6 separate regions of the Homo sapiens genome follow, and regions 1, 2, 4, 5 and 6 are each linked to region 3. The links are chromatin loops, found by intact Hi-C in ENCODE. Cell type or tissue: heart right ventricle. All regions are shown on one strand. Each heading gives the region's core, and the rest is flanking DNA. Links, peaks and the distances in the headings are about the cores only. Region 1 holds the start of LOC107985379 (a long non-coding RNA gene). Region 2 overlaps LOC105378761 (a long non-coding RNA gene). Region 3 has its middle 39 kb from the start of NFIA. Region 4 has its middle 120 kb from the start of NFIA-AS2. Region 5 has its middle 45 kb from the start of CYP2J2. Region 6 holds the start of NFIA-AS2 (NFIA antisense RNA 2).

The links. A loop is a pair of places that touch in the nucleus more often than their neighbours do. Peaks named below come from ENCODE experiments on the same cell type or tissue, not always from the same donor. Only the 100,000 strongest peaks of a DNase experiment are listed, where the experiment ranks them.
Region 1: it touches region 3 in a loop (12-fold over the local background); 49 of 110 quality-filtered maps call a loop at or near these places.
Region 2: it touches region 3 in a loop (10-fold over the local background); 49 of 110 quality-filtered maps call a loop at or near these places.
Region 4: a loop joins it to region 3, with 11 times the contacts of the local background. A loop is called at or near these places in 67 of 110 quality-filtered maps.
Region 5: it touches region 3 in a loop (8-fold over the local background); 62 of 110 quality-filtered maps call a loop at or near these places.
Region 6: it touches region 3 in a loop (10-fold over the local background); 86 of 110 quality-filtered maps call a loop at or near these places.

The regions. Positions count from the first base shown.
Region 1 is chr1:60,279,030-60,284,338 of GRCh38, forward strand. LOC107985379 (a long non-coding RNA gene) reads left to right here and starts at 1,434. Exons shown (of 4, transcript XR_001738093.1): 1 at 1,434-1,589; 2 at 2,791-2,956. In heart right ventricle, for the core only: CTCF peaks have their summits at 2,508 and 2,716; a DNase peak (open chromatin) is centred at 2,522.
Region 2 is chr1:60,269,717-60,275,025 of GRCh38, forward strand. The region is part of intron 1 of LOC105378761 (a long non-coding RNA gene); the gene reads right to left. LOC107984962 (a long non-coding RNA gene) reads left to right here. Exons shown (of 3, transcript XR_001738091.2): 3 at 1-506. Among named protein-coding and RNA genes, the nearest start is that of LINC02778, 160 kb to the left of the region's middle. In heart right ventricle, for the core only: no CTCF peak of the experiment used is centred there; no DNase peak of the experiment used is centred there.
Region 3 is chr1:61,040,577-61,045,885 of GRCh38, forward strand. No RefSeq gene overlaps it. Among named protein-coding and RNA genes, the nearest start is that of NFIA, 39 kb to the right of the region's middle. In heart right ventricle, for the core only: CTCF peaks have their summits at 2,554 (motif pointing left) and 2,766; DNase peaks (open chromatin) are centred at 2,545 and 3,055; H3K4me3 peaks cover 1,108 bases; H3K27ac peaks cover 1,032 bases.
Region 4 is chr1:60,846,312-60,851,620 of GRCh38, forward strand. No RefSeq gene overlaps it. Among named protein-coding and RNA genes, the nearest start is that of NFIA-AS2, 120 kb to the right of the region's middle. RefSeq lists an enhancer at 2,822-3,652. In heart right ventricle, for the core only: a CTCF peak has its summit at 2,461 (motif pointing right); no DNase peak of the experiment used is centred there.
Region 5 is chr1:59,968,661-59,973,969 of GRCh38, forward strand. It overlaps a transcript of CYP2J2 not described here. Among named protein-coding and RNA genes, the nearest start is that of CYP2J2, 45 kb to the left of the region's middle. In heart right ventricle, for the core only: a CTCF peak has its summit at 2,904 (motif pointing right); a DNase peak (open chromatin) is centred at 2,921.
Region 6 is chr1:60,968,171-60,973,479 of GRCh38, forward strand. NFIA-AS2 (NFIA antisense RNA 2) reads right to left here and starts at 2,570. Exons shown (of 7, transcript NR_110617.2): 1 at 2,378-2,570. In heart right ventricle, for the core only: a CTCF peak has its summit at 2,068; a DNase peak (open chromatin) is centred at 2,851; H3K4me3 peaks cover 376 bases; H3K27ac peaks cover 2,312 bases.

The sequences.
Region 1 (5,309 bases), core at 742-4,741, 760 kb before region 3:
ACTTGGAACCAACCCAAATGTCCAACAATGATAGACTGGATTAAGAAAATGTGGCACATATACACCATGGAATACTATGCAGCCATAAAAAACGATGAGTTCATGTCCTTTGTAGGGACATGGATGAAATTGGAAACCATCATTCTCAGTAAACTATCGCAAGAACAAAAAACCAAACACCGCATATTCTCACTCATAGGTGGGAATTGAACAATGAGATCACATGGACACAGGAAGGGGAATATCACACTCTGGGGACTGTGGTGGGGTCGGGGGAGGGGGGAGGGATAGCATTGGGAGATATACCTAATGCTAGATGACACGTTAGTGGGTGCAGCGCACCAGCGTGGCACATGTATACATATGTAACTAACCTGCACAATGTGCACATGTACCCTAAAACTTAGAGTATAATAAAAAAAAAAAATTTTAAAAAAAAAAAAAAGAATTTTTTACTTAGACAACCAGGCTGTCTGCAAATAGAGTTTTGCTTCTTTCTCTTCAATCTGAATGGGTTTCATTTCTTGTCCGACCTTCTTGCATTGGCTAATACCTTCATAGGACATTGAAGTGGTGAGATTGGACAGCCTTACACTTGAGCTTAAGAAAAAAGGCTTCAGTTTTTCCCCACCAATTGTGATGTTAGCAGAAGGTTTTTCAAGATGCCCTTAATCAGGTTGAAGTTGAGGAAAATCCCATTGATTATTAGTATGCCAGGAATTGTTAATAAGCTCCTTGAAGACACTTTGTCTCTTTCTCTTCATAATAATTGCACCAAGCAATCTCTTGCACATAGTAGGCATTCAATAAATAATTATGAATTATATTGAGAGGAAATTGATGAAATTTCATCAATTCTTTTGAAGAATCTAAAAGGGAAATATATTTTTGAAAAAACAAAGTCTGGACACATGACTCAACACATAGTCATTTTTTGCCTCATGATGAAAAGAATGCTTTATTTCTGTAATTTTTATTTGGTGCAGAGCTAGATATACAAGATTTGTGTGTGTATGTGTGTGTGTGTGAGAGAGAGAGAGAGATTGTCTTGTAAATGTAATTGCACTAAATGAATTGCATAAAGACTATTGCATTCTAGAAATGCAAAATAATATCAACAGACTGAATGAAACAATGGTATCAAAGACCACAATATATAACTTACCTATTTATAATCCAGTCCATCATATAATAATAACCTACATATAACCATCCGTATTTAATCTGGTCCTTTTAGAATTTTGAAATGCTCTCTAGAATTGCCTTTTTTTCTACTTCAATGAGAAATATGTGTGATTTGTTCAGCTGCTGTCTCTCTGCCATCCCCACCCCCAGCACTGTGCAACACAGCCCCTTCTCTCAGCTGGCAAGCACAGGCCCCAGATGCCAAGCTGTGGAAGATATTTATCTGCTGCATCTGGTTCCTTAGCAGATTCGACAGGCCTCTGTGCTGGCAGCTTCAGAAATGCCTTTGGGCTTGTCACATGTTGAAAACTCCCAACTGGCTGTCTGAATTGGCAACCATGCTTTGGCTCACTGGAGAGAAGAGAGAAATGGTGCTTTTTGTCCATCTACTGATAACCTCTCATGTAAGTGATCGTTGGCTTCTGATCTGAAAAAGTACGTTCCCAAAGGGCAGTGCAGACTTTGGGGCTTAATTTCATCCTCCTGATACAAACTCACAAGTAGTATATGACTGAGTTTTGTTTCCTTGGCCAGAGAGGAAATCCCTAGCAATTTGGACCTCAGCATGTCTATCCTGAAATTAAATTCAGAAAGCGTCAGCATTTTAGAATTGGCATTTTAAAATTAAGAGTCAGCTAATCCATCCCCTTTATTTATCTGATGAAGAAACTCAGGCTCTGAAAGGCGAAGGGATTTGGCCAGGGTACACAGCAAGCAGGACAAAGGACGAGATTCACCCTGGGTGAATACTGGGAGTGGGGAAATACGAAAGCAAAAAGGAGCAGGTATTTCTGTTTGGAGAAGCTGTGGAGAAGGAACCCTTTGGAGACTGCATGGCAGGCTGTAGCAGAGCAGCGAGCCTGCAGACAGGGACACTTATGCCCTAAGGCTGATGCTGCCACATCCAAGCTAAGTGACCTTATGTAAGTGACCTAACCTCTAGGCCTGAGTTCCAACACCTGAAAACAAGAAGGAGTTAACCATAGTTCCTAATTTATTTGATTGTTGTGAGGATGAAATTAGATCACGCATAATGTACCTTACAAGGCTATGCTCATTTTTTTCAGTAAATGTTTATTGAGAGCTTACCATGTGGTAGACATTATTCAAAAGACTTGATAAATAATGATTCTCAATCATTTGGGACATGAAATCAGTAAATGAGGGCAGACCTGTAAAACCAGGACAAGAGAGTGAATTTCCGGAGTGGTTTCCTGTCGAGAGGCACGCAGACAGCGAGTGTGTTCTTACACATACACACAATGCATCTACGGCCGCAGCATTTGTTCTAATTCCCTGAGCTGCAGTGAGCTCTGGATTCCAGCAGGGGACATCCATAGCCCAGACAAGGGAAACTGGGGCCAGCTCAGCCTTAGAGGTGATGAATGAAAATGATAAATCACTCAGACATGAGCCTGAGACTGGCCTGTTCTGATACTCATTCCATAAAGACGAAAGTTCTGGAAGGGATGACCCTCACAGGCTTCGTTAGCTCTGAGTTTGTAGAATGTCAATGAATTTCAAGTTCTCTTAATCCTGAATTTGCAAGCTGAGGTCCCGTGGAGTTTTGTCCATGTTAAAGGGACATAATTCCTTTCTCCCCAGGGCAGATCAAAGGAACCAGGTTTTGATGACTTACAGCTCACACAAGGTCATCCTGGGAAAACAGATCCTGAGAAGTACTGCAGAGCTTGTGAAGTACTGCACTGGCTGGTGTCTGGATTCTAGAGTTTATGATCTGCTCCAAAGCCAGAGAGGTGATGACTAGAAGGTAGATATGAATTGGGGACAGTGGTGTGCTGATAAATATTTAACAACCAGCTCCCTGGGGGAAAAATATGTGCATATGTACATGTACATAAGTTTATTATACATTTCACTCATATACAGGACAAGTAGCACACAATTTACATGTTATATATATAAAATATACAATAATCTTTATTATAAATTCCATATAGCTAATTGATTCTCATAGAATACATTAGTTAATTTCTGTTGAACTCTTGTATTCATGGCCAAGCTATTATTGCAATCCAACCATTATTTGACAATATCAGCCTGCAAATAAACGTTTAAATACTGTCTGGTTCAGCAAAAATGTCTCTTACTTCACTGATCAACAAGTGTGATTGTGAAATGAATGGTGCTTGATATTTTCATTTATGTTAACTGGGAGCAAAAAAGTGAATGGACAAAGGCATATATTAAAACTTCACTTGTTTGTTAATGGTATTAGCCGAATCTTTGTTAAATTCACTAATAGTGTTAAATCCACTAATACTGAAAAATATTTCCTGTTATTTATGTTGTTTATGACTCAATAGTCACAGACAGAATACAGCATTATTAACCTATCAAGTCTAGCGAAATCATCAAAACAATACATCAAGCCCTGACTTACAGCATTTGCCAATTTTCATGGTATAAATATTTCCACCATGGTTGATTTCAAAATCAAGGTAATGTCATTGAACACGAAATTGAAAAGAGATTCATAGTAGTATATCATTACATAACGTTTCTACCATATGCTTAAAATAGACATAACCTCAAAAACTTAATAAAATATAGTAAATTAATTATGAAGTTATGGATTTTAAAATGTTTTCATTGTTACATATTTGTATATACTTATGGGGTACATGTGTAGAAAGTGATGGATTTTATTTACTTTCTTATTCACAAAACCTAGAGAATAATCAATCTTATTTTAAAAATATCTACCTTACATAGTGTTTAAAACACAGTAACATTTGTTGCATAATAATTATAATTATAAAGGAGGGGAAAAAAACAAGAGCCAGGTGAGCATCTAAAAAACAACTTTATCTAAAATGTTAAAAAAATTATGGAGAAATTATCATATACAAGTCACTGTCCTAAAACCTTTATATGAATTAAATTATATAATCATCACATTGATTATAAGGGGCATATATTATTTCCCCCAGATGAGAGTCTCTATCTAACAGATTAGAATATAAGTCTCAGCGGAGTAAAGTGACTTGCTCAAGTACATCCAGCTAGCAAACAGTAAGGCCAGGATAAGAAAACAATCTGACTTTAAGGATTGTGCAACAAACAAGATATCAGCAGTTAACAAAATGTTGGTCTGGAAAAATAAAATAAAATAGCAATTGGTCTGGGAGGAAGCCTGAACTTGAAAGTGACATCTACCCTTGGTTCTGCTGTATGAATTTGAACAAATCATATCACTTATCTGAACTTGCTACATAAATAAAGCTGGATTTTTGTGAGTCTATGAAATGTACCCTATTCCATTTTAAAGCTGTGATGCTAGGGGCAGAATGGATTGCTAAAGAAGATGGTGTGATCTGGCTGCTAGTAACATCACAAATAACAACAGCTCATATGATGGAATGATATTTGGAATTAACCACTGTGTCCAATTCTTATTTACCATATCTCCCTTGGTAGGGTAAATAAGAATTACCATTCTTCCTGTATTCCTCATCCCAAAGCAAGTTTTTAGATCAGAAGCAGAGTACCATATGAGAAATTTTTTGTTGTTCAATTTAAAGATCTATGGTCAAGGTGTTAGGAGCAAGAGATCTGTTCCTTCCCTTGACTATCTGAAGGTTCCACAGTAAAGCTGATAATCAGGCAGGCATAGAGTCTACAAAGGGAGAATGCTGACTCATTGGGAGCAAATGTCCTGCAGCTGCTGGTGCCAGGGAGCAGCACAAGGCCATGGAAGGCCTTTCTGGGATAGCAGATTTTCTGTTTGAGAAAGCACGGTACATCGCTTGGAAAATTAGGTGATCCTTCTCACTGTAGCCTGATAAGGATGACCTGCTGACTATATCTAGATCATTGCCCATTGCCCAGCAACATGTCAGTTCCCTGTCTCTCCGTCCCATGGAGAGTTTTCCACCCATTTTCAATGGTCCAGAGCACTGTTAAGCCTCTGGAATCTGTTGTGGGGCCCTGGACATAGAAGGATGAGTCAACTTGCTAGGGCAAAGGAGAACTGGACCAGAGAAACTGAAGCTCTATTAGGAGCTCAGACACCAGTGGGACACATCTCCCACCCTCCTCTTATCTAGCACTCTGTGCACTCATATTATACACATCCCTTGAGATGTATTTGATCCCATTGG
Region 2 (5,309 bases), core at 745-4,744, 770 kb before region 3:
AATTGGAACTTATATGATAATACCTTATTTTAATAAGTGTTGCTCAAAAACTTCAAGTTCGAACTCCTTACCTTGGTATTCAAAGTTCTCCATGTTGGTGACTATTTTTCTAAATGTATCTCTTTCTTTTCCTTTTTAAATACCCTAAATTCCAGCTAAAAGAGCTTTCATGTATTTACCAATGGAATTTTGGTAGTTTTCAACAAATGTTTTGTTTTATGCTCAAACTTATTTCACTCCTACATTGCTCATCCTTCAAATTTCATTGTTCTCATTGAGAATTTTCTGATTTCTCCAGCCAGAAATCATCTTTCTGTCTTTTGAACTATTACAATCTCTTTTCTGGGCCTCTATTCTACTTCGCACATACTATGTTGTATTATAGCTATTTGCACATGATCTGGTCAGTCAGAATCAAACAGGCTTAGGTTTAAATTTAGTATTTTCCACTTTTTAGATGGATGACCTTGTAAATTTCCTGAGCTGTAATTTCTTACGCCTACATATGTTAAGTATAAAAATATCTACCCTGCTGTAAACCATTGGCAAAAAGGCCTCAATTTTCAAACCTGTATCTTTGCTCTTTGCACTGTGACTTTGTAGCTCATTCATCAATAGGCAGAGTCTGTTTCCCTACTCCCTGAGTTTAAACTGTTCTTGAGATTTGCTTTAGCCAACAGAATATGACAGATGTGAAAGGTTCCAGTTCTGAACATAGGCCCCTAGAGTCAAGAGACCTTGTGGACTCCCATTTGCTCTCCTAGAATCATGTTCAACTGTCATGTGAACAAGCCAAGGCTACCTTCCTAAAGCATGAGAGACCACATGGAGCAGAGATGAGCTGTCTCAATTGAGAATATTGTAGATCAGCCAGATCCCAGCTAATTCACCAGCAGATGTATGAGGGAACATAGCTGAAATGAGAAGAATCATCCACTATATATATGTATGTATGAATATACATATATATGTATGTATGATATACATATATATGTATGTATGAATATACATATATATGTATGTATGATATACATATATATGTATGTATGAATATACATATGTATGTATGATATACATATATATGTATGTATGAATATACATATGTATGTATGATATACATATATATGTATGTATGATATACATATATATGTATGTATGAATATACATATATATGTATGTATGAATATACGTGTATGTATGAATATACGTGTATGTATGAATATACGTGTATGTATGAATATACATGTATGTATGTATGAATATACATGTATGTATGTATGAATATACATATATATGTATGTATATTCTTATGCAAGCTAAAGTTTGGGAACCACCAACTAAAACAACCATATGCATGTATGTATGTATGTATGTATGTATGTATATACATATACCTACATGCATGCATACAAAGTCCAATATATATATTGGACTTACGAAGTATGCAAACTTGCATGCATACTACAAAGTCCAATATATATATTGGACTTTCAGTCCTCTGTGTGTATACACACACACGTGCGCGCGCGCGCATGCGCACGCACGCGTCTGTAAACACATACATACATATGGCTTTTTTAAGTTGGTGGTTTCCAAACTTTAGCTTGCATCAGAATCACTTCGGGTGTTTGTTACAATAGACCAATGAGCTCCCAGAGTTTCTGATTTAAAGGTCTCGCATGGAAGTTCCTAAATTTGCGCTTCCAGTAAATTCCCACGTGATGCTGATGCAGGTGGTCCGGGTACCACATTTTGAGAATGACTGTTTTAAGCTGCTAGATTTTGAAGTAGTTTGTTAATATAGCAAAAGATACCGATAAATAGGGATATCGTGAAGTTTAGTAATTACAAATTTAAATTTGTAATTTAGTAGACACTCAATAAATCTTATTATTGTTATCTGTTTTATCTCCTCAAGTAGCCTATAAGTTCCTCATGGAAAGGACTATTACACAGCTGAGTGCATCCTACTCTTATTATCAATTTGCCGTACCTTGCGTGTTGCAAACATATCTTTCAGTCCATTATATTCCATAAATAGCAAGCAGGTGTCATATGCAATCGCTGTGCTCTTTATCACTATTATGTCCTCACTCATAATTTGGAGACATTTCCTAAAGATAATTTAACACTATTTGATCAATTGTAAAATTCGTTCTTGCATCTATGTGTTTATGAACTTCTTTTAAAAAGAAGTCACAGAGGGTTAACGTTTTATAAAGTGGTGGCTGAAGATGTGTAGTGCTACAGTAGCTTAAGGAGTTGAGGATTCTGGCAAGGAAGTAGCCAAATAATCACCCAGGAAAAGAAAGAGAACTAAGGGGAGAATTAATAGACTGGAAAGAAATGGAAAGATTAATAAATTGGCGTTCTCTATAAGGTCTAAAGACAACTGTAGTGTTTATAAAGTGTAAGAAAAGATAAAAGGAGTGAGGTATTGTCAAAATGTAAACTGAGAATTTAAGACTTTGAGGGTGAACTTATTGAATGATGCCTGGGAATATGTGTTTTTAAAAGATCAAATGATTCTGCTATGCAACAAGTTTGGTAATGAATATTCTACAATATTATGCTCTTTACTGTCATCAAAATTCATGAAGACAAAGCAGATGATATCTACTTCTGCAAGGGCTGAAGAACTGATGCCGAGAACTTTACCCGTTACATCATTCAACGTTTCTTACAAAATCTCATGTAAAAAGCTTCTTTCCAATGTAGTGACAGAAAAAAAAGACACATTGGTCTTTCCTGAAGGATTGCTATATTTTTTTCTTTATGATGTTGAAGTTTATAAAATTCACCATTGTTACCTCTTCCTCCTGGCTGCCAAGAAGCCAAGAACTAAGCCCGAAGCTTAGCCATTTCTAGATTGTGTTAAGTACTCTTAAAGCCCCTTGTGAATACCTCTATATGACCATTTACACATTATATTTAAGTTATTCATTTAATATATTTTTCGTCATTTTACTGTAAGCTCCTAAAAGCAGAAACTGTATCTTTTACGTCAGTTCATCTATAGTAACTAGCCTGGTGCCTTGTATGCTGTAGGTTTTAGGAAAATTTTTGCTAAATTATAAACCAAATGGTGGTAATTATAAAGCTAATGGTCACTAGTTTTTCTGTTCCCTTCTTTCATGTGTTTTAATTTTATATTTTCACTTATTGATCTTATTGTACATGATTCACTGTTACGTATTAGGAGAAAATTCTTTTCTCTCCATTCCTTCTATTTTCTTTCAGGTGGAGATAGCCCTGTTAGTCTTATACTTCTGGCTTCTTTCTGTCAGTTTACTCAATATATCCTAAGGGAGGGTGAGCGACTTATTTGATTGGTAAATCTGGGGAGAATAAACCAGACATGCTCAGCCCAAATCCTCCATTTTTCTATTTTCACCTTTTAGGTCAGTTAGCTCTGGGTTTCTTTGATGAATTCCTTTTTATTCATCTATTCACACAGATCTAGTTTGGCCTCAGAAACCTCAACTCCCTTTGTAAATACATGTCTCACTTTTTCATTTCCCAGTATTTTAGTTTATCCACTGTTATTTCCAGAACAAGAAGATGTTTGCTGAATCCCCCATTTTCTCTTCACCTACAAAATGTCCTTCAATTACCTAATCTGCTGCTATAGCTCTTGCACTGTTTTTGAGCCAGACTATTTCCCAATAATAAAACATCACAAATATGCTTCTTCTATGAATTTTTTGTTTTGGATTTGTGGTAATTTTTCCTGCTTTCTCCATACAAGCAGAACTTGCATCTCTAAATTGATAGTAGCCTACATTCCTTCTAAATTGCTCATTAATTTATCGTTGGAATAAATAAAATATATTTTATTTCAAAGGATGAAGCCACACTGGATCTCCAATATTCATAAGCATAATTGGCAGTTGTTACAATGTAGAGCCTCAAAGATAATGTAAAATTAGACAAGACATGCAACTCTAGACTAGCCTTGGCTTGGTTCCAAGTGAGGGTCAATATTTATTATCTGAAGGCCTAAAATATCTCAGAATGGTATACAAACCTAGTTTACAAGCATGTTACATGGTATGAAACTAATCATTCTTCCAATGTTTGAATGTAGTGTGCAAAAGACCTATTAAATAAAAGGCAGCATGAAAAATAAATGAAAATAGTCCGAATCAAAGATTTCATGATCCCAGACTCAACACAATGGTCTTTTGGGAGTCGTTTAAACAGTATTTTCCTTTATATTAATAGCTCAACTTCTTAAACAATTAGTCAGCAGATAGGGGCCAAAACATATTGCCTCCCTTCTTTACTTTGATAAGACTAAGTTAGAGAATGTAGTTTATACATGGGAAGTAAACCTCCAATATTGATCCAGATTACATAGATTAACCCAGCTAGTTACAGTCATAGCCAAAAGTCTACAAGTCTTCTCTAATGGGACTGTCTCTCATTAAAATATGGCATATCAGAGCAGGGGAGAATGTATGCCTTCTGGAAGTTATGTGCCCCACGAAGAAAAATGGAGGAGCTGCACTGAGCATGACTAGTTCATGCTTCCAAATTTACCTATTATAAATGCATATGTGTCATTCTATTTTCTCTGCACTGGAGTTTGTAGAGAGAGAGAGTTCAAAAGCATTAGAGGAACTGAGTCCACGTTACTGAGGTCAGTCAATAAGCTTCATACAATAAATTTGAATGAATAAAAGGAAGAACAAGATAATTGAGAAGATCTCACTGGAAAAATGTATATTCAGATAGAAAAATCGTTGTAGAATTGCTAGGTATCACCCTTAAAATAGTGTTTTAAGCACCAAAATTTTTAAAAAGTATTATCTTTAGGGGTTGTGGCTAAATTTACTTTTCAACACCTCTACTAAGCTCTAGGCCTGCCTGAGAGTAGCTGAACAGTAGCAGTATGGTCAATATGCACCCACACCAAGCAGTGCTCACATGATTATAAATTTAGAATTGTGCAATGAAGTACCACGGTATTACAAGAATAATGACAATAGGGGCTCACATTTAAGAGCCCCCTTCCTGTGTGCCACAAATGTGCTAACTGATTACATATTACCATGTTTGATCTTCAAAATAATTCTATGAGTTAGATATCAATATTCCTATCTATAATCAGGGAAAACAACGCTAAGCAACATACCACAGCTCATAAAGCTGAAAGCAGCAAAGTCAGTATTTGACCCCAGATTGACTGACTATGAACCCTGTGTTCTTTTGCATATGCCAAAGTAAACACATCTGTAAATATTATGGGACTGGATTACGAGAACTCTAGGACCTTCTGACTTTCTATGTTTCTGTGGCCCGACAGT
Region 3 (5,309 bases), core at 584-4,583:
CTGAGGAAAGAGAAATTCTACAATATCAATATGGAGAAGGAAGGCTATGGTTCTCTGTGTACTTTATAAAGAGTATTTTGTTCTATGCTCATTATTGTATATCCTGGGAAGCCTAATTTTAGTTTTATTTGAAGATGAAGAAAGAGAAACATTAAGCCACACATGCTTTTCATTTTTTGTACAAATTTATGGTGTATGTGTGCAATTTTTTTGTTTTTCTGTTGGTTTTGTTTTGCTTTGTTTTGTTTTTTTTGAGATGGAGTCTCACTCTGTTGCCCAGGCTGTAGTGCAGTGACACGATATTGACTCACTGCAACTTCTGTCTGCTGGGTTCAAGCGATTCTCCTGCCTCAACCTCCAGAGTATCTGAGATTACAGGTGCCTGCCACCACGTCTGGCTAATTCTTGTATTTTTAGTAGAGATGGGGTTTCACCATGATGGCCAGGCTGGTCTAAAACTCTTGGCCTCAGTGATCTGTTAGTCTTGGCCTCCCAAAGTGCTGGGATTATCGGTGTGAGCCATGGTGCCCAGCTGCAACTTTGTTACATGCATAGATTGCAATGTGGTCAAGTCAGGGCATTTAGGCTATCAATCACCCGAATAATGTATATTGTATGCATTAACTAATTTCTTATCACCCCCCCCCCTTATTCTCTCACCTGTCTGAGTATCCACTGTCCATCATTCCACTCTGTATGTCTATGTGTACACATTTTTAACACTCACTTATGAATGAGAACATACAATATTTGACACACATGCCTTCTAAACTAGGTATTGATGAAATAAAAACTTAGTTTCAAAGGCTTATTTTTCTTGGTGTATTCACTGTTGTGGAATTACCCTGTGGAAATAGCAGATAGCTGCTTCTGGAATGTATCGTGACATAAACCGATAAATTCAGCAAAGACATCTACCTGTCAACTGACTTTTATACTCCAATTATGTTATTTTAGTTTTATTTCTAAATATTATTAGACAATAATTAGAAATATTAAATTATTGGCCGGGCGCGGTGGCTCACACCTGTAATCCCAGCACTTTGGGAGGAGGGCGGATCACAAGGTCAGGAGATCGAGACCATCCTGGCTAACACAGTGAAACCCCGTCTCTACTAAAAATAGAAAAAATTAGCCGCGGGTGCTGGTGGGCGCCTGTAGTCCCAGCTACACAGGAGGCTGAGGCAGGAGAATGGCGTGAGCCCGAGAGTCGGAGCTTGCAGTGAGCCGAGATCACACTACTGCACTCCAGCCTGGGCGACAGAGCGAGACTCCTTCTCAAAAAAAAAAAAAAAAAAAGAAAAGAAAAGAAATATTAAATTATTAAGGCCCTGGTTTAATCCATGAGACAGTAGATTACAGCGGTAAATAGCATGAGCTCTGGGGTCAGACCGTAGGAGTTTGGGAAAGTGACTTCTAGACAACTTTGAGCAAATTACTTAGCATCTCTATGTCTGGGCTTCCTAATCTGGAGAATGAGGATGACAGTGGTACACATTTCAGATGGTTGCTTTGAGGATTAAATGAGATAATACCTGTAAAGTTTAGAACAATGCCAGGCACATGGTAAGGCTTGGAGTTAGTTATTGTAGAAGGGGCTCTATAAATAAATGTTTAATTGAAAAAAATCAACAGTCCAACTGGGGGTGGCAGTTAACCACTCTTACCCCAAAATGGAAACCTCTTGCTATTGGAATAACTTTCCAGAATAAAATATATGAAAGAAAACTTGATGAAATACAGGCATTAAATGTTATCACATAACCATCCGTAAATTCTGGGTTTCCACAAAGCAGTTCTTCCGAATCATAATTAAGGGTTTGAAAGTCAAATGATTTAACTGCTAGTTTTAATTACCTCTTGGTGAACTTTAGTGTGTTAGAATTGTCACAACTTTCCTTGAGGATTACTCTGAAGTCAAGCAATACAGTGGGAAATTATTAACTCCTACTTTGGTACAGCAATTATCTGCATTACAAGGTTTATGCAATTAGCTGTTTAAGATGTCATTATATTTTGCCATCTGGTACACAGGAGTTTATGCATATGAACAGGCACGTGTTGAAGTGATTTTCACTATATGACTTGTTCTCAACCCAAGTCATCGCTCTAATGAGGGGAAGTTGCCGTGCACCGTACATTAGTGGCAGGTGCACACTATCAAGCTTCATTTTCATCGAAGACCTTCATTTTTCCATTTTAAAGTATTCTGCACAAGTGCTGGAAAATTAATTAGTCGTTCTCAATTGAACAACGCCTGCAGACGTGTTCTTTAGCAGTTAGGCGGGGGCACGGCTTCAGGTAGGGGCCACTCCTCCTCCTCACCCGGACGGCTGCAAGGAACCCTCATTCTGTGCAAAGCCAGGGCGCAATCCTGTGCAGTAAACCTCCCCTCGCGAAGAGGGAAGCGGGGTTCGCTGTTGCACCCCAGGCCGAGCGCCCTAGGGGAGAGGGCGCCGCAGCGAGTCCCGAGATCCGAGCCCGGCCTCGACGCCGGAGCGCTCCCGGAGCTGGTCCTTGCCCGAAGCGCATTAAAACGGCGCCCTCTGGTGTCAGCTCGCGGCGGCCGGGTAAAAGCAGTGGCGCTGGGGGTAGAGTTCTACTCGCCACCCTGTTCGCAAACTGAAAGATCCCCGAGTTTAGAAAGTGTCTTGCCGCTCTGCGGACGCTGTGTCCGCGGCCCCGCTGTCGCGCAGAGCTGGGCTGCGATCAGAAAGTCCGGCTCCCCTGGCCCCAGACAGTGGCTCCCGGGGGAACCAGCGTGGAGGGTGAGGAGGGACCTGGCCTTCGAAGGCAGGAAGGACAGAACCCCCAAGCCACGACGGCAGCGGGGCGCGGGGACGGCCGGGCTCCAGCCACAGAGGCCCGAACTCGGCCCGCACTGCCCGGCGGCAGGCCGCGAAGGAGCCCCGGGTAGTGGGGGCGGCAGGAAGGAGAGGCGCGCAGGGCCTTCGGGGCCTCCCCAAGCCCCGGGCTCCCGTCTGGGCTTTGTGGGTTGGCGGTGTCTGAATCGCCGACGGGCCGAGCCGTGCCGGGAAGGCGCGCGGCCCCGCGCGGGCACCTGGCCGAGGCCGCCCCGCGCTGCCATTGAAATGTGACACTGATGAACGAGCTAGGCCCGCGGCTTTCTTTGGGAGAGTTGGAAGTCGCCAGCCGCGAGATCTGGGGCTCTCAGGTTCCCTGGGAAACGTTCTCCCCGCACCCCACTGCCTCCACCTTCGGCACTATTGCTATCCTCTCCCATTTCCCCCCAACACACACACACACACACACACACACACACACACACACACACCCCTCACGCGTTTTCGAGTGCCAGACCAAGAGTCTTAAGTTCAGCTCCAGGAAGACAGGGTAGTGGCGGGAAAGAACATTCTGACGACGGGGAAGTTTGAGTTGGTTGGGGCTGAGTCAATAAAGTCGCCCCTTGAGCCTTTTGTTTTGAGGCTTTGATTGCAACGGCGCCTTTCGCCTTTTATATTTGGGGCCTGGTGGGTGACAGTGAGGGGACAGAGGAAGGGGACGAAGCACGTGGAACCTGGCCCCTTTTGGGATGTTTCTGCACCAGCTTTTGTTGGGGGAGAGGATGGGAAGGGAAGGAGGGAGAGTGGGTGCCTTACAGGCAACCAGCAAGGATTTCTTGAGAGACAACAACGTGCGGAGCACTGAATCAGGCACCAGCAGCGCTTATTGAGAATGAGAATAGGATCTTGCAAGCTGATTAGCGAGAGAAAAATTCAAAAAAGGGACAAATTGGTTAGATTAAGTATCCAAATAGATGCAGCAAAGCTGAGTAAACAAATCAAGGATGGGTATTGGAATTGGCTAGTGGAGTCTCAGAGCATCTGTGTGTGGACATCTCCGTGAGTCCATTGCAGTTCAGAGGTTGTTCTATGTAGGCTCAGCCTAGAAAACAGATACTTAATAAAGTTCGAGATGACGTTGTCAAAAAAAAAGAGCCAATCATTCCGGTTGGAAGATAAAGTTGGACAAGTAAATCAAGCCCAGACTGAGAAGGCTGAGGGGCCCAGAATCTAACGGATAATCTACTGGCTTTGGGGCCAGACTAGCACAGAAGCAGCCCTATCCAAGCCTCTTAGGAATTGTAACTATGAGTCTCTGTTTCCCTCCGTGAAATGGGGATAATTATGCCTTGGTATTGTGAGGATTACACAGGGTTAAATGAGACAATGTCCTTGGGCCTAAATACTTTTGGTATTGATATAACCCCTCCTTCTCTTTCAACCATTTCAGAATCGTTCCCATGATCCCTAGGCTCTGGGCATCTTCAGGAGTTCTTCAAATAAATATGTGACTATGCCCATCTTGTTTATGTTCAGTCAGCTCTGTTGCCTCAGACACTCAGCAGTCCATGTTTTACTGATACCTTTTGGAGCCTCTAAATTATTTGAAAACACTGAGTTTTTACTACAGGCTTCGGTAATTGACTTTCGGAGTAACCGGCCCATGAGACTGGTCCATTTAATGTCAATAATAAGTAATATCAGTTTATTAGACTCTCACCAGTGGCCCTTACTGAACATTCCATCCTCCATGATCAAGAGCAGCAGTTCAGCTTCTTAAGCAAATCTTATTCCTGTCTGTTGTAAAAAGTCATTTCACTGTAATAAGTATCTGCTTTCCCAAAGCTGAAACTACACAGAACAGCCTGTGCCCTGCAATTGACTCAGGGAGATACCCACATTCTGAAGTACTGAGACTGGGACTTGGGAAGGTCAATGCTCTGATTCAACACAGGTGATATGAAGAACAGTAATGAGTTTCAAAGTGGCCTATAGGCCTGGTGCGGTGGCTGACACCTGTAATCCCAGCACATTGGGAGGCCAAGGCAGGTGAATGGTCATAAGTTCGAGACTAGCCTGGCCAACATGGTGAAATCCTGTCTCTACCAAAAATACAAAAATTAGCCGGGCGTAGTGGTACATGCCTATAATCCCAGCTACTCGGGAGGCTGAGTGAGGCAGGAGAATTGCTTGAACCCAGCAGGCAGAGGTTGCATCGAGCTGAGATCACACCACTGCACTCCAGCCTGGGTGACAGAGCGAGACTCTGTGTCAAAATAAATAAATGACCAAAGTGGCCTATAGACTGGATCACAGCTCTGCCCTTTATTTACCAAAAAAAAGCCCTGGATTGCTCATTTTTGGGAAATGGTACCAAAAAGAAGTAGCTAAGGTTTCCAGAAATATACCTATCCAATCCACACTCTTACACCAATCAATGTGTGTTTCCATGACATGGAAGTCCTAAAGTCTGTTCTCAAGTCACCCTAGCTATGTGAAGATGAT
Region 4 (5,309 bases), core at 516-4,515, 190 kb before region 3:
AGGGTACAAAAAGAAGATGCCATACCAGGACCCTCAACCATATCCTATTCCCCTCACTCATGTTCCTTGAGCTGAGCACTGCACTTCTAGAGCACCCTCAAACAGCTCCATAGATATGATCAGCAGGATGTTGAAGTACAGCTCCACGTTTCCAGACACCTGCTCATTGACACTTTCAGTGTCACAGTAGTCATAAATGTTGGCTGTCATGCCATAACCTATTCAGACCAGGTTCAAACATTTTATGGGTTCAGGACAAGAGTATAGCTAGAGGTCCATATACTGGATGTCTAAATTCAAAATTCATAATCAAACTAGTAAACTGTTGCATAAACTGCCTTCTATATCCCTACATTGACAAATATACTTTAATAGAAACAAAAATAAAAATATGTGTGAAGCTATTATTTTTATGTCACTGAAAATAAACCACTGTTCTACTAATAAGTGGTTGATGTTTGTTGACTACTAAAATAAAGGAATACATAATTTATAAATTGCTATACACTAATTCCACAAAATTTTCTTTCCTTCATTTTGGCAAAAAAAAATTTATGCTATTATAATCAAGATTGTCATATAATTTTTGTTCCTTTAGTAGTAACACCAAATTACACAATTATTCCTGAGTCACTGTAGTTCTTAGGTAAGTTTATACTAATTTCAGTTTAGAGAAAACTCACTCTTCAGAGGCAGGAGAAACTGGCATTATCAATAAAATTATTAAAATAATTAGATTATTATCTTAGATTTAGAAAGATCTTTAAATTTTAGGTAGAATATGCAAACATTATAGTGGGATTACATATGATAAATTATCACTATCATAGAAAGCTTTACAAACTATTATAATTTCATTGTATAAATTATCACTTGTCTCATGATTTTCACCATTTTAAAAACAGTAACCAGATTTAATAGAAAGGTGAAGAATCAGTATCAGACATCGTACATGTTACTTCTTCCTATATATAAATTTCAGGGTAATATAAATTTTAACTATTACAAAGTTAATAGTTCTTCATCTGCCACCTGTAACTCCTATAAATACCATACCAACTGATGTATCTCCAGAACCAGAAGACAGAGAAGCAAGAGAAAGTACCCTATATGTCACTGGGAAGTGATTCTTTATTGAGCAGGAATATCCATATTAAAGCTTTTTGAAAAGAAAGATTGGACAAATTGACTAATTCGCCTCTTCTTTTACCTAAATGCTTCAGTTGTTCAAATATTTCCCACATTCTAAAATAGGGACTAGCTTCAACATTGGCAATGACACAAACCACAAACCTTTAAAGCATGTTTCAGGGACGTATATTAAGAGATATTTAAAAAAAAAAAAAAGTTTTTCTTTGAGGTCCAGAAGATGTTACTTGTAAGAACAAATGTTTACGGTTGCATATGTCAGCCCTCAACAACAGATCCTGAGTGACAGAGGTGCCCATGTGCTCTTAAATAAATCTGTCTTTTTGTATTTGTGGTATGTATTATCTTTCAATACAAGGTCTAGAGCAGGGATTCCTATGGCTTAGGTCTAAAGATGTTATTAAATCTATTCATGGGACCTTGGGGCATACTTGCTGGGCAACGCTGAGAGAGAGGATACATTAGGGGGAGAACTGCGTAAATAAAAAGGAGGCCATAGGTAGGATAATAAGGTGTGTGTGTGTCTTTGCACATATGAGTGTGGAGTGAGCAAGTTTTAATTTCTCATTATTTAAGAGATATAGAAGAATGACATCATCAAGATGGGGGAATAGGAAACCCCAGACCCCATTCCCCAACAGAAACATTAACTAAACAACAATACACAGACAAAAAGTTTTTATGAGAACCTAGAAATCAGTTAGGAAGTCACAATACCCCCAGGCAATCTCAAAGCCAAGAGCAGCTGCATTGAAATGGATAAGAAATTTATTTCATTAACTATGTCAGCCCCTCCCCCAAGCCAGCACATCTCTGGGAGGAAAAGCCCAACATACAGCTTCTTTTGTGACAGGTAGAGAAAAGAATGAAATGTATGTTCAAAGTTTCAGCTTTTGAGGGGCTGCCCAAGGAACTGGTTTCTGTCTCACCTGACTCGGAAGATTCATGGGAACTGACATACATTGGATGCCTGGGAGCCACAGAGAGCAAAAGAGAGTCAGCGGCTTGTGGCAGTGCCAGAGAACTTGTAATATCACAGATAGAAATTAGCAGGGCTTGTTGTAATCAAGAGTAAGCACCTAGCTGTGGCTTTTTCCCTGGGAAAAAACAGGAGGGTGGTATGTGTGTCTAGCATTCTGCCTTTTCAGGGGGCTTCCTGAGGGACGAGTTTTTGCCTCATCTGATTCAGAGTCCTAATGGGAAACCAACATACCTTGTTTGCTTAGGGCCAGAGGGACCAAAAAAAAAAAAAACCTAAAAACTCAGTTGCTTGTGGTTGCACCAGAAAACTTATAATACTACAGATAGACACCAGAGGGAGCAAGAGATTACAAGCTCTGAAAAAAACAACTTGCAAACCTCTCTAATTGGGAGAAACCAGAGAAAACACATCTCCAGAAAAGATGTGAGAGGCCCTCACAACCTCTAGCTGAAATAACTGGTGAAGTTATTTCCCTGTATGAAGTCAGTGAGTAAAGACTAGGAGAGATGGCTGTTTTTCAAATGCATGAATACCAATATAGTTACAAGACACATAAAGAAATATGGAAACATATCTCAATCAAAGGAACAAAATAAATCTCTAGTAACCAACCCTAAAGAAATAGAGTTATATGAAGTACCTGACAAAGAATTCAAAATAACCATCACAAAGATGTTAGAAAAATGGTAAATGAACAAAATGAGAATATCAACAAAGAGAAAAAATTTTAAATAAACAACAGCAATTTTGGAGCTTAAAAACACAAGAGCTGAATTGAAAATTTCACTAGAGGGGTTCAAAAATAAAAGTGATGAAGCAGAAAAAAAGAATCAACAAACTCGAAAACAGATCATTTCAGATTACCTAGTCAGAAGAACAAAAGGAAAAAGAAATGAAAATGAATGATGAAAGTCTAAGGGACTTATGGAACCCCATCAAGCAGACTAATTACACATTATGGCTATTCCAGAAGGAAATGAGGGAAAGAGAGAGAGAGAGATTGAGAATGGCATAAAGATTATTTGAAGACACAATGGCTGAAATTTTCCCAAATTTGGGGAAGGAAATGGACATACAGATAAAAGAAGCCTAAAGGATCCCAATTAAGATAAACTTGTAAAAGTCTACATTACAATCAAATTGCCAAAAGTCAAAGACAAAGAGAGAATTTTGAAAGTGGGAAGAGGAAAGCTACTCACCATATGAAAAGGATTCTACATAAGAATATCAATGGGTTTCTCAGCAGAAGCCTTGCAGGCCAGCAGGAAATAAGAGAATATATTCAAAGTGCTAAAAGTAAAAAAAAAAAAAAAAAGAATATGGCAAAACTGACATTCAAAAATGAAGCAGAAACACTGAATTTCCCAGATAAAAGCTGAAGGAGTTCCTCACCATTAGACTTCCAGGCAATGCTATAGAGTGTCCTTCAAGTTGAAAGAAAAGGATGCTAAAGAGCAACACAAAAACATGTGAAAGTATAAAGCTTGCTGGTAAAGGTAAATCTATAAACGAATACAGAATATTGTAATGGTGGTCCATAAATCACTTTTAATTATAGTATAAGAGTTAACACAAAGCGTGAAGGAGAAAGAAGTTAAAGAGTAAAGTTGTATGTGATTGCAGTTAAGTTGTTATCAGCTTAAAGTAGGTTGTTATAACTATAAGTGTTTTGTGTAAGCATCATGTTAACTACAAAGAAAATACACATAGAAGATACATAAAGGAAATTAAGAAATGATTCAAAACATGTCACTACCAAAATGACAACACAAAGAGAGAAAGAAAAAGAACAAAAAGCTACAAGACAGAAAACAATTAATAAAATGTCAATCTTAAGTCCTTCTCTATAAGTAATTGCTTTAAATGTAAATGGATTAAATTCCCGATCATAAGACATCAAGTGGCTGAATGGATTTTTAAAAATCAAGATCTCACTATATGCTGCCTATGGGAAACTCACTTTAGATTTAAAGACATATGCAGGCTGAAAGAAAAGGATAGAAGAAATATATTCCATGAAAATGGTAACCAAAATATAGCAGAGGTAGCTATATTTATAACAGAAAAAATAAGCTTTAAGTCAAAAACTGACACAGTAGACAAAAGAGGACATCATATAATTATAAAAAGGGGCCAATTCACCAGAAAGATAAATCAACTATAAATGTATATGCACCCAACATCAGAGCACCCAAAAACATGAAGCAAATATTAATAGAACTGAAGGAGAAACAGACAGCAATGCAATCATAGTAGAAGATTTGAATACCTCACTTTCAATTATGGCTAGAACATCCAGACCGAAAATCAATAAGAAAAGAGTAAACTTGAACAACCCTATAAATCAGATAGATCCAATAGACAGATAAAGAACATTCCACCCAATAGCAGCAGAATTCACATGCTTCTCAAGTTCACATGGACATTCTCCAGTATAGATCACATATTAGGCTACCAAACAAGTATTAACACATTTGAAAAGACTGAAATCATACCAATTTCCAACCACAATGGAATGAAAACTAGAGATCAATAACAGAAGGAAAACTGGGAAATTCACAAGTACATGAAGTTAATCATATACTTCTGGACAACCAAGGGACCAAAGAAGCAATTAAAAGGAAAACTAGAACATATCTTAAGACAAATAAAAACAAAACCACAACACACCAAAACTTATGCAAATAAGCAAAAGTCATACTAAGAAGAAAGTTTGTGGTGATAAATGCCTACATTAAAAAAGAAGAAAGATCTCAAATAAATAACCTAACTTTATATCTTAAGGAACTATAAGAACTATAAGGAACAATAAAAGCAAACTAAAACCAAAGATAGCAGAAATGAAGGAAAAAACAAAGATTATAACAGAAATAACAGAAATAGAGAATAGTAAACAACAGAAAGAAATCAATGAAACTGAGAGTTGGCTTTTTAAGAGATCAACAAAAATGACAAACCTTTAGCTATACTAAGAAAAAAAGAGGGAGACCTAAATAAAATCAAAAATGAAAGAGGAAATATTACAATTGATGCTACATCAATAACAATAATTGTAAGATATAACTAACAAAAATTATATGCCAACAAATTATATGCCTGGAAGAAATGGATATTCCTGAAACATTTAACCTACCAAGTTTGAATGCTGAAGAAATAAAAAGAACAAACCTAAACTAGT
Region 5 (5,309 bases), core at 586-4,585, 1.1 Mb before region 3:
ATGGAGCTGTGGGAGGGGTGGACATGTGTAAAAGGCCCGAGGGGGGACCAACCAGCACATGCAGGTCACTGAGACAGCAATTCTGTGCCAGCTTTGTGATGAGCATGTGCCTCTCCGAGCTGCTCCAACCAAGGTTCATGATGTGTCTCGAATTGGTGGGTTCTTGGTCTCATTGACTTCAAGAATGAAGCCGCGGACCCTCGCGGTGAGTGTTATAGCTCTTAAGGTGGCGCACCTGGAGTTTGTTCCTTCTGATGTTCGGATATGTTCGGGGTTTCTTCCTTCTGGTGGGTTATGTGGTCTCGCTGGCTCAGGAGTGAAGCTGCAGACTTTCGCCGTGAGTGTTAACAGCTCTTAAGGCAGTGCGTCTGGAGTTGTTCGTTCCTCCTGGTGGGCTCGTGGTCTTGCTGGCTTCAGGAGTGAAGCTGCAGACCTTCGCGGTGTTACAGCTCATAAAGGCAGTGTGGACCCAAAGAGTTAGCAGCAGGAAGATTTATTGCAAACAGAGAAAGAACAAAACTTCCACAGTATGAAAGGGGATCCGAGCGGGTTGCCACTGCTGGCCTGGGCAGCCTGCTTTTATTCTCTTATCTGGCCCCCACCCACATCCTGCTAATTGGTAGAGCGGAGTGGTCTGTTTTGACAGGGCGCTGATTGGTGCGTTTACAATCCCTGAGCTAGACACAAAGGTTCTCCACCTCCCCACCAGATTAGCTAGATACAGAGTGTGGACACAAAGGTTCTCCAAGGCCCTACCAGAGTAGCTAGATACAGAGTGTGGATTGGTGCATTCACAAACCCTGAGCTAGACACAGGGTGCTGATTGGTGTGTTTACAAACCTTGAGCTAGATACAGAGTGCGGATTGGTGTATTTACAATCCCTGAGCTAGACATAAAGGTTCTTCACCTCCCCACCAGACTCAGGAGCCCAGCTGGCTTCACCCAGTGGATCCGCACCGGGGCTGCAGGTGGAGCTGCCTGCCAGTTCCGTGCCGTGCGCCCAGCACTCCTCAGCCCTTGGGTGGTCGATGGGACTGGGCGCCGTGGAGCAGGGGGCGGCGCTTATCGGGGAGGCTCGGGCCGCACAGGAGCCCACGGAACAGGGGGAGGCTCAGGCATGGCGGGCTGCAGGTCCCGAGCCGTGCCTCGCAGGAAGGCAGCTAAGACCCGGTGAGAAATCGAGCACAACGCCGGTGGGCTGGCACTGCTGGGGGACCCAGTACACCCTCCGCAGCCGCTGGCCCGGGTGCTAAGCCCCTCACTGCCCGGGGCGGGCAGGGCCGGCCGGCTGCTCCAAGTGCGGGGCCCACCAAGCCCACGCCCACCCGGAACTCCAGCTGGCCCGCAAGCGCCGCGCGCAGGCCCGGTTCCGGCTCGCGCCTCTCTCTCCACACCTCCCTGCAAGCTGAGGGAGTTGGCTCTGGCCTTGGCCAGCCCAGAAAGGGGATCCCACAGTGCAGTGGTGGGCTGAAGGGCTCCTCAAGTGCCGCCAAAGTGGGAGCCCAGGCAGAGGAGGCGCCAAGAGTGAACGAGGGCTGTGAGGACTGCCAGCACGCTGTCACCTCTCAATGATACGCTTATGAAATTTTGAAACCATTGAAGAATTTTAATCTGGGAAAGCTGTTATTATATAACCCTGCATATGAGGGATAAGACAGTGTAATTTCTGAGTCTGATTCCTGCATGTAAACTCCTTTGATTGTAAAGATACTAAATGAAGGCAATAAAAAAAAAACCTCCATGTTTTTCTTCATTTTTGGCTTGTTGAAGACCGCCCTGTTACCATGAAGGAAGAAAACCATGGCGTCAATGCTACATCAGATATTTGATGATAGTTCTAGTTCTATGTTTTCCTAGCACTTTGGGAGGCCGAGGCGAGTGATCACTTGAAGTCAGGAGTTCAAGACCAGCCTGGCCAACATGGCGAAACCCCGTCTCTACTAAAAAATACAAAAATTAGCTGGGCCTGGTGGCAGGCACCTGTAATCCCAGCTACTTGGGAGGCTGAGGCAGGAGAATCATTTGAACCTGGGAGGTGGAGGTTGCACTCCAGCCTGGGAGACAGAGCAAGTCTCTGTCTAAAACAAACAAACAAACAAACAAACAAAAACAAAACAAAACAAAAAACAGTGCAGTAGACCTGTGGCCCAGTCTGGCAGCAGTCTGCTAGATGGCTGAAATTGATTTGGTGACCATCTGATGTTAGAGCTCATTGAATATTCACTGAATATTACAACTGAATGGAGGACCTCTGACACTACCTTGCCCAGGAGGTGAAACGACTTGCCCAATGACCCCCAGAAAGTTATTGGTAGAGAAAGAAGCCACTCATTTGCATAAGGCAGGAGGATGGGGCCAGTGGTGGGTATTTCAGTAACCCCGAGCGCCAACTCAAGTTGCTATCTAACCTCATGTTGTTCCCAGTAATCCCCCACTACTGCCTCGGGTGTTCTCTTCCTGCTCATCATACCCCTTCCTGCCATCCCCCCCAAGAGCCTATGGGGCAGCTGTGCCAAACGGGATCACTCTACTTTTGATGCTTGGGCCCCGATATGTTCAAATATGCCTTCTCCTTATATTCTTAGCATAGCTGAAGGAACGCTGGTGGGGAGGTGGATAATGAGGTTTAATTAAAAGCATGGGAGGTGAGGACACCCTTGCCTCTTTCCTGACTGACTTTAGAAATAGCAGTCCTCTGGGAAGTCACCCATCTCACACTAACCTGGCGAGACTGACATTCAATCCAGACACAAACTAACGGCAGCTACGGGGGTGGATTGGGCGGGCATTTTTAATAATTATGATTTTCACGCAGATAATCAGCCACTTTCTCTCTTCCTCCCTCTTCCCACGCTGATCCTGAGCTCCTTGACCGCAGATTTCCTTCGCCTTCCACTAGAGGGCGCTGGAGCCCATGTTACCGCGCTCTCGGCTGGGAGGCGGCGTCCAGGGACAGAAGGAAAAACGATGGGGTGTGTGCCGGATGAAGGCACCAGCCCTGACAGCTCCAGGCCCAGGTCCTCCGTGTGCGCCCCGAAATGCAGTGACTCCTAGGGCTGGAAGGAAAGACATAAAGCCCACCTGGGCATCATCTCTGAGAGAGACACTGGCCAGCGTGGAGGGTGCCCTGCGGGGAGTGGCTGTGTGAGAACCAGGCTGCATGAGCCCTGCTCAGGGACTCAGGACCCTTTTCCTGGGGAAAAGAGGATTCGAGGGCTATGGGAGCCCGCCCTGCTTTTCTGAAGGGCTTTGGTTTGGAAGAGGAAACAGGCTTATTTTATTATATGTGGCTCTAGCAGCAGAACTAGACTTATATATAATATTTATATATATATTCGATTCGATAATTTGAATAAAGATCTCAGCATTGTGCCTAGCATTTTTTTGAGAGCTCAATTTAAAAAATATCATACTAGCTAACCTTGAACTCTGCTTCTGTGAAAGGTGCTGTGCCATCTCCCATTCATTATCTCTAAGCCCCCGAACAGTCCTGAGGTAAGTGTTCCTCCTCTTATTTCACAAATGAGGCAAGTAGGGTTGAGAGAGGGTGAGAGTTTTGCCCAAGGTCTTAAGGCTGTGCAGTTGCGCGGCTGAAATCCTAAGCCAGGTCTGTTTGCCTTCAGAGCTGCACCTCTGCCAGGACACCATGCTGCCTGCCTGTGTCAATGCGGGGTCTTCACCCAGAGGCCCCCTGGGTCTGGTGAGCTGTTGGCGGGTTTATCTATCACACACAATGACGCAGGGGCACATATGTTGTTCTGGCAAAGGCACGGCACATTTTCCAATGTCGGTGGAAGCAGTGGATGAATAATACAGGGAAAGGGATCAACAGAAGGGGCAAGAGGAGGCCAGAGCGGCATCAATTCCCCTGCCCCCAACAGGGGCAGCAGAAGGTGCAGCTGGCGGGGGCCCTGGAGTGGAGCTGCCAGCCCAATCATCTTGCCGCTGGATTTTGCACAGCTTTCCTTCTCCATTCTTTCTCGTTTTTGACACTTGTGATTATTACCAATCCTGGTGGCGCTGACGCACGGGAGTGCAATGGTTACCATGGCATGCTTAATAGCGAGAGCAGATGTTTGGCAGGCTAACTCCATGCATTCTAAATACACAAGGCGAAAGTCGGTGGAGGGCGTAATTGATTTGCTGACTGCAGTGGGAAGCCAGCCCATGCTTGCACTGGGCCAGGGCGCCTTACCACATACTCTCTTTAACATGGCACACAGTCTCATCATGAGCTGACCCCGTGTAGGCCCCTGGCCTCACATGTTATCAGTTCCCACCTGCTCTCTCCTCTTCCACTGTGCTTAACACCTGCAGCCCTCACAAACAAGGGATGTATGGTCTGACTCCAGTCTGAGCCTTCCCACAAGCTGTTCCCTCTACTTAGTACCCCGTGTCCTTCATTGTGTGGACAACACCCACATGTCCCTCAGTTCTCGGCTTGGACATCACTCTGTAACATGTCTCTGTTAACTCTGAGTTAGAAGGACCACTCTGTGCCTAACCTTTCATAGAACTTACTGCTGTGCTGTAATTGCTTGTTTAGTTGTTTATCTTCCCAACAGAGTGCAAGTTTCTTGAGTTCAGGAACCATGATATTTACAAGGATAATCTTGACTTTAATTTACATGGAAAATTACATAAAATCAGACTTCCATTCTTTACCCTTAGTGTCACATTTCTTGCAAAACACTTCATAGCTGGTCTTCCCTCCAAACAGGATTATTATGATCTGTATACAAAGTACACTTTTCTACCCCTGAGCCTCTGTTTGTGGCATTGCCCCATCTAGAAACCTGCTCTTCTTCCCTCATTCAGGTCTACCTTTTCAAATCCGGTTCATCTATCAAGATACCTGTCAACTGCCAAATAATCGTATTTGATATACCCTTCCCCAAGCATATGAGGTCACTTCTCAACCATAAACTGCCTCCTTAACACCCCCACTCCCACTGCACACTTGCCCCCACAGCATGCTATTTGCATCTCTTTCAGGACCCCTGACTTTGCAAGATGCAGCCACTTCCTGGTTATGTGTAACTTTGTCCAAGTTAAATGACCCCTCTCAGCTTCAGTTCTTCCTTTAGTGAAATGGGGATAATCACACCTCCTCCATGGGGTGACTATGTGGATTAACTGAGCTACTGAAGAAAAAACATGTAGCTCAGTGCATGGAACACAGTAAGAACCTATTAAATAGTTGCTATGATTAAGTCACTATTTATATATTTGCCCAGTGTTGCCCATGAGATGTCCCTCCTTGGGTTGGATGCCATAATACCTCTATATCCAGCAGCATGACCCAAGT
Region 6 (5,309 bases), core at 504-4,503, 72 kb before region 3:
CCTCTGCCAGTTTTCTCAGGGAAATGGGAGGTGAGGTTGACAGACAAGGAGGGGAGGTGGTGTGGTTTGGGGAACTGAAAAGGCAAGATAGGCTCTGGAAGGCTTCTCTGGGAAATGCAAGAAGATACTAATAAAGAACAAATAAAAGACAGTTCCAAAGTAGAAACCACAAATTTTTATGTGGCATTAACTACACATCATAATGCAAAATACTCCAAAAATACTTAGTGCTCTGGGCATGAGAGTAGAGAAAGTGGAGAGAACACATCATTGGACAGACAGAGCATGTGCGTGTGCAAGGGAAGGGGAGGGGTGCCATGAAGAGTTCAAATGCAAGTGTGTGGAGTCTGTCCTGCCTGATGGACTGAGAGAAAGTGGATCAAGGAGTTGGAGCTGGAATGGCAAATAGTTTTCATCTCACGCATCAACTCCAGTTGATGGAACCTGTGCTGAGAAGGATCCCAAAGCAACCTCTGGGTTTAATAGGAGAGTGGCATGATCAGTCTGTGAGGTTCTCAATGAGCTGGAAAGAGTGGCAACAATCACACCAGGCATTGGCCATCTCTGGACCAGAGGCCAGACAAGGCTGTGAGAAGAGAGAGGAGTAAGAGAAGTAGCAGGACAGGGGGCTGTGGCCAGAGTGAGATGTTGGAAGGTGAGGTTTCGTGAAGACATCAAGGCCTAGAACATGGCTAGGGAAAAGTTTGGCTGACTGAAGAACAAGGCACAATCTAGTGTTCAAATACCTTCATGCTGCTGCTCTTGCCTCACTGAAGAGGTAAAGTGTCTTCAGAAGACATGTGACATAAGGGAATGGTGGATGGTTGAAGAAACACTTGGCTGTTCTAATGTAAACAGAAGAAGGAGTGGGAAGCTCTCATTTCTCCATCATTATCAGGCTCTGTTCTCAGGAAGCCAGAGAAACCTATGGCATGCTGCCTATGCAGGCCTCCTCCAGACCCATGGCTCAGACAGACCCGCCTGAACTCCAGCAGAGAAACAAGCCCCTGACCATTCCCTTCATCAGGGCAGGCAGGATGCAAGCCAACAGCTTCTCCTCCAGTGAGCCAATCCCATTACTTTTTTCCTTTTTAACTTTGTAAGAACACGTAACATGAGGGCCACCTTCTTAGCAAAATTTTAAGCACACAATACAGTATTATTGACCATAGGTAAAGCGTTGTACAGCAGATCTCTAGAACTCACTCATCTTGCTTAACTAAAACTGTATGTCCATTGATTAACAACTGTTCATTTCTCACTCCACCTAGCTCCTGGCAACCACCATTGCACTCTTTGATTCTACGAATTTGGCAATTTTAGATACCCCACATAAGTGGAATCATGCAGTTTCGTCTTTCTCTGAGTGGTTTATTTCATTTAGTATAATGTCCTCAAGATTCATCCATGTTGTCACATATTTTAGAGTTTCTTTTTTAAGGCTAAGTAATATTCTGGGATGTGTGTGTATGTGTGTGTGTGTTCCACATTTTCTTTATCCATTGATCTGTTGTTGGATATTTAGTTCATTTCTACATCTTGGCTATTGTGTATAGTGCTGCAATGAACATGGGAGTACTAATATCTCTTCAAGATCCTCATTTCAATTCTTTTGGATAAATACCCTGTGGGACTGCTGGATCATATGGTAATTCTATTTTTAATTTTTTGAGGAACCTCCATACTGTTTTCCATAGCAGCTGCACCATTTGGCATTCCCACCAACAGCATGCAGGGTTCCAACTTTCCCACATCCTTGCCTGAATCTCTTTTTGGATTCCGGAGTGACAGTGTCTCAGGATCTTGGCGGGGAAGGACCATCACCTCCTCATAATCCGTGCCACTCTGGAGGGCTGAGCACACAGTTCTCCTTGTTTCCCTGTTTGCCAGCTTGCCTTGTGGATAAATGCAGAGAAGGATTCAGGATTGGAGGGAAGGGTGAATTCACGGCCCTACAGAGCATGTCTAAAAGCATTTGTCAAAAAAAGAGTTAATGACTGCTTCTCTGCGGGAAGCCCTAAAGAAATGAGTGTCCTGAAGTGTAGAACATTCGCTTTTACGGTAGGTGGTGTTATTGTTACATGTTCATACAGACAGTGCTAATTAACAATCCTAAAGGCCACATCATTAAATTATTTCTCCGCTAAAAACCCTATGATGTTTAATGCGTCCCAGCAATTCAATTATATCTAAAACACTGGCCTGAACGGCAGGCACTATTCTGTGGCTGACAAAGTGCAAGTTGCTCTTAAGAACAGGTGAAGCTTAACAAGGAAAGAACAACATCTGACAAACTACCTCCCTGCTCTTCTCCCTAACATACACCCTAAGAATAAAAACAACAGTGATATTCCAAGAAAATTAACGTGGGTCTTACCTTTGCTAGGCTGGCGATGAAATATAGGCTTTACCAAATTTTCTGTGAAGAATCTGACAAGATTTTCTTAAAAGATTTCACCCAAAATAATCAAATCAGTGCCCTCAGATCTATTTAAGGTCCATCGGGTTTCACTGTTTTTTCTCTGGATCCTACCACCCATCCTTTGTCATTTCTAACCACTGCAAATTGCATTTTGGGTTTGAACTTGGGGTGACTTCATGGCTTTGGTCTGGGTTTTTCCTGGATGTGTATCACAGTCAGCAGAGAGCACTTTGAAGAGCACACAAAGCCTCTTTGTCTCCCACTCAGTGAAATATCTCAAGTACAGAGCACAGTGAAAAAGGGCTTCTTTCCAGCTTAAACACACACACACACACACACACACACACACACACACACACACACACACAAAAGAAGCTCTTGCCCTTCCCTGCCGCCCCCAGCTGCTGTGGTGAGACAGTCTCTGCACAGGCACAGGGCCCAGTGCAACTGGCCAAGTGGCCTCAGTCCTCTGGACAAGGCTTGGCAGGCAGCACCATGACAGAACCTCCTGCTTGGAAGGTGTTGGTGCCGAGACTGCATCTGGGAGCAGCACATATGTGATTCCACTAGTTTTTACACAAAGAGGCAGACTATGCCAGTGGCCAGCTGGCCAGCTGGGCACTCATCTGCAACCTTAGAAGCAGGAGTCAGGGAGCAACCCACTGATCCTCTTGTCATGGTCTTCCCAAGTGCCCAGTTTCCACATAAACCATTTCCTCATCACTCTCCTCCCTAACACTATCCCAACAGTACCCTCAAGGAGGCCCCACTCAGCTCTATGAGGACAGGGGGCTATGTATCTCCTTAGCTCCATACCACCAAGCACACTGCCTTACATGGAACACACTCTCAGTAAAGGTTTCTTGGATGGAAAGATGAATGAACAGATAGACAGATGGATGATGGGTGGGTGGATAAGTGTGTGCATGGATGGGTGTGTGCAGGGATGGGTGGGTGGATGGATGGGTGGGTGGATAGAAGAATCTTATAAACCATTGTTCGGATCCTGGCTCAAACATTTTCTTTTTGTGAGATCTTGGGAAAATTACCAAAACTAAGATACTACAAAACTAAGCCTTTTGGTTTTTTATCTGTACAAAGAATGATAGCAGTTACGGTGGAGATTGAGAAAATTCAGTAAGCACCTGATAGTAGGTGCTCTGTACACATTCATGGTTTTTACCCAGGAACTGTTTATAGATTATCAAGTCCCTTGCTTCTGTAGGAGGTCTTTCCTATCACTGTCGAATTCATTGCTCACTTGCATCTCTCCCAAAGGGATGGCAGAGGAAAGGTAGTAAAGGGTGCTTAGAGTGGAGTGAGGACTACAAGAGGGAGCACCAGTATTGACTGGGGATGCAGGGTTTCTAATTTTTCTAGCCCAGAAAAATTCAGACAGGCATGGTTTGGAGGAGACCTGGGTTCCAGTCAAGGCCCTGTCCCCAACTAGCTGGATAAACATGGCATGATCACCTCTCCCTTGTGGTCCTAGATTTCTTCTATGAGATAAACTCATATGATTGCATGAATGCTGAAGTCTCTTCAACTCCCAACTCTGTGATTCTATCCTTCGAGATCCACTTAACATCTTCTTACCTCCTCATTGAAGCCTGTCCTGACCATTCCTGCTGACAATAAATTCTCCCTCTTCTCAGAATCTGTGACTCTTGTCTGCGCTATGTGTCTGGAAATTAGTTCACTTCATAGCCTTGCAATGATGATGATAGCAAACTCTCAAATCATACTAACTGGAGGACCAGAGATTATTCTTAGCTACACACATACGCACACACACTTGAACATATGCATGCACATACACACACATACACACATAATCATTACATTCTCATAATACCTCTCTATGAAGTGAGCAATCTCAAAATCTCATTTTACAGATGAAAAACTGACACATAAACACACACAAAAAACTTACCCAAGACCAAACAGCTTTAAGCACTGGGCCAAGTATTTGAACCCAAGCAGGCATGACCTGCTGTTACCAGGCTGTCATAGGTCTCCTTGTTATTCAGCATCTCACTCCTCTCCCCAGTAGCTTCCCTAAGCATAGGGGCAGTGGGGTGCTGTGGCTAAGTCAAAGGACTCCCTGTCTAGACCACCTGTATGTGAACCCCAAATCTATTTTACTGCTTTGTACCTCTATTTTCCCATGCATAAAACAAGAGTAAAAAGTGCACTCCCTCGTAGGGTTGTTATGAGAATTAAATTAGTTACTCTAAGTAAAGCATTTAGACCAGACATTTGCTGTTATTGGGTGTAGGAGCCCAGCCTAAAACATCTCTGTAGTCTCTATGCCTCATACATAGGGAATGCTTTTGTGTTGACTCAGTCAAGAACATGGGAGGAGGAGTCAAACAGACCAAGTCCAGTCCTAGCTCAACCACAGATTAACTTTATGACCTTGAGCATGTCAGTTAGCTTCTGAGTCTCAGTTTTCTCATTTATAAAATGGGAATCACACGTGCTGCCCAGTGAATCCCACAAAGCTGTGCTACTCAATTCAACAAGACATATGTGTGCACCGTGCATAAACTATTAGATAAGTGGAAGGGTTTGTAACTAGTTTAGTCTAGATGAAACCACCGCCTGAGGATATCTGAAGGTCTCTGCTCGAGGGCTGTGGTCACCCTACTTCAAAAGCAGAAGGGACAGATCCCTTCAAAGGGGCCCTGTTTGTAGAACTCTTGCTAAGCCACATAATGTTATCACAAAAGCATGTTGCAGAGAGGACCTCCTGATTTTATCAAACTGGAGAAACCACCCTTCCATGCCCAATATGGGACAAGTCATGAGTTTTCAGCTGTGTATGGCTTTGTTCCAAGGCATACGAAGAGTTTTGCCTGCAATGACATATAGGTGCCCATTCGGT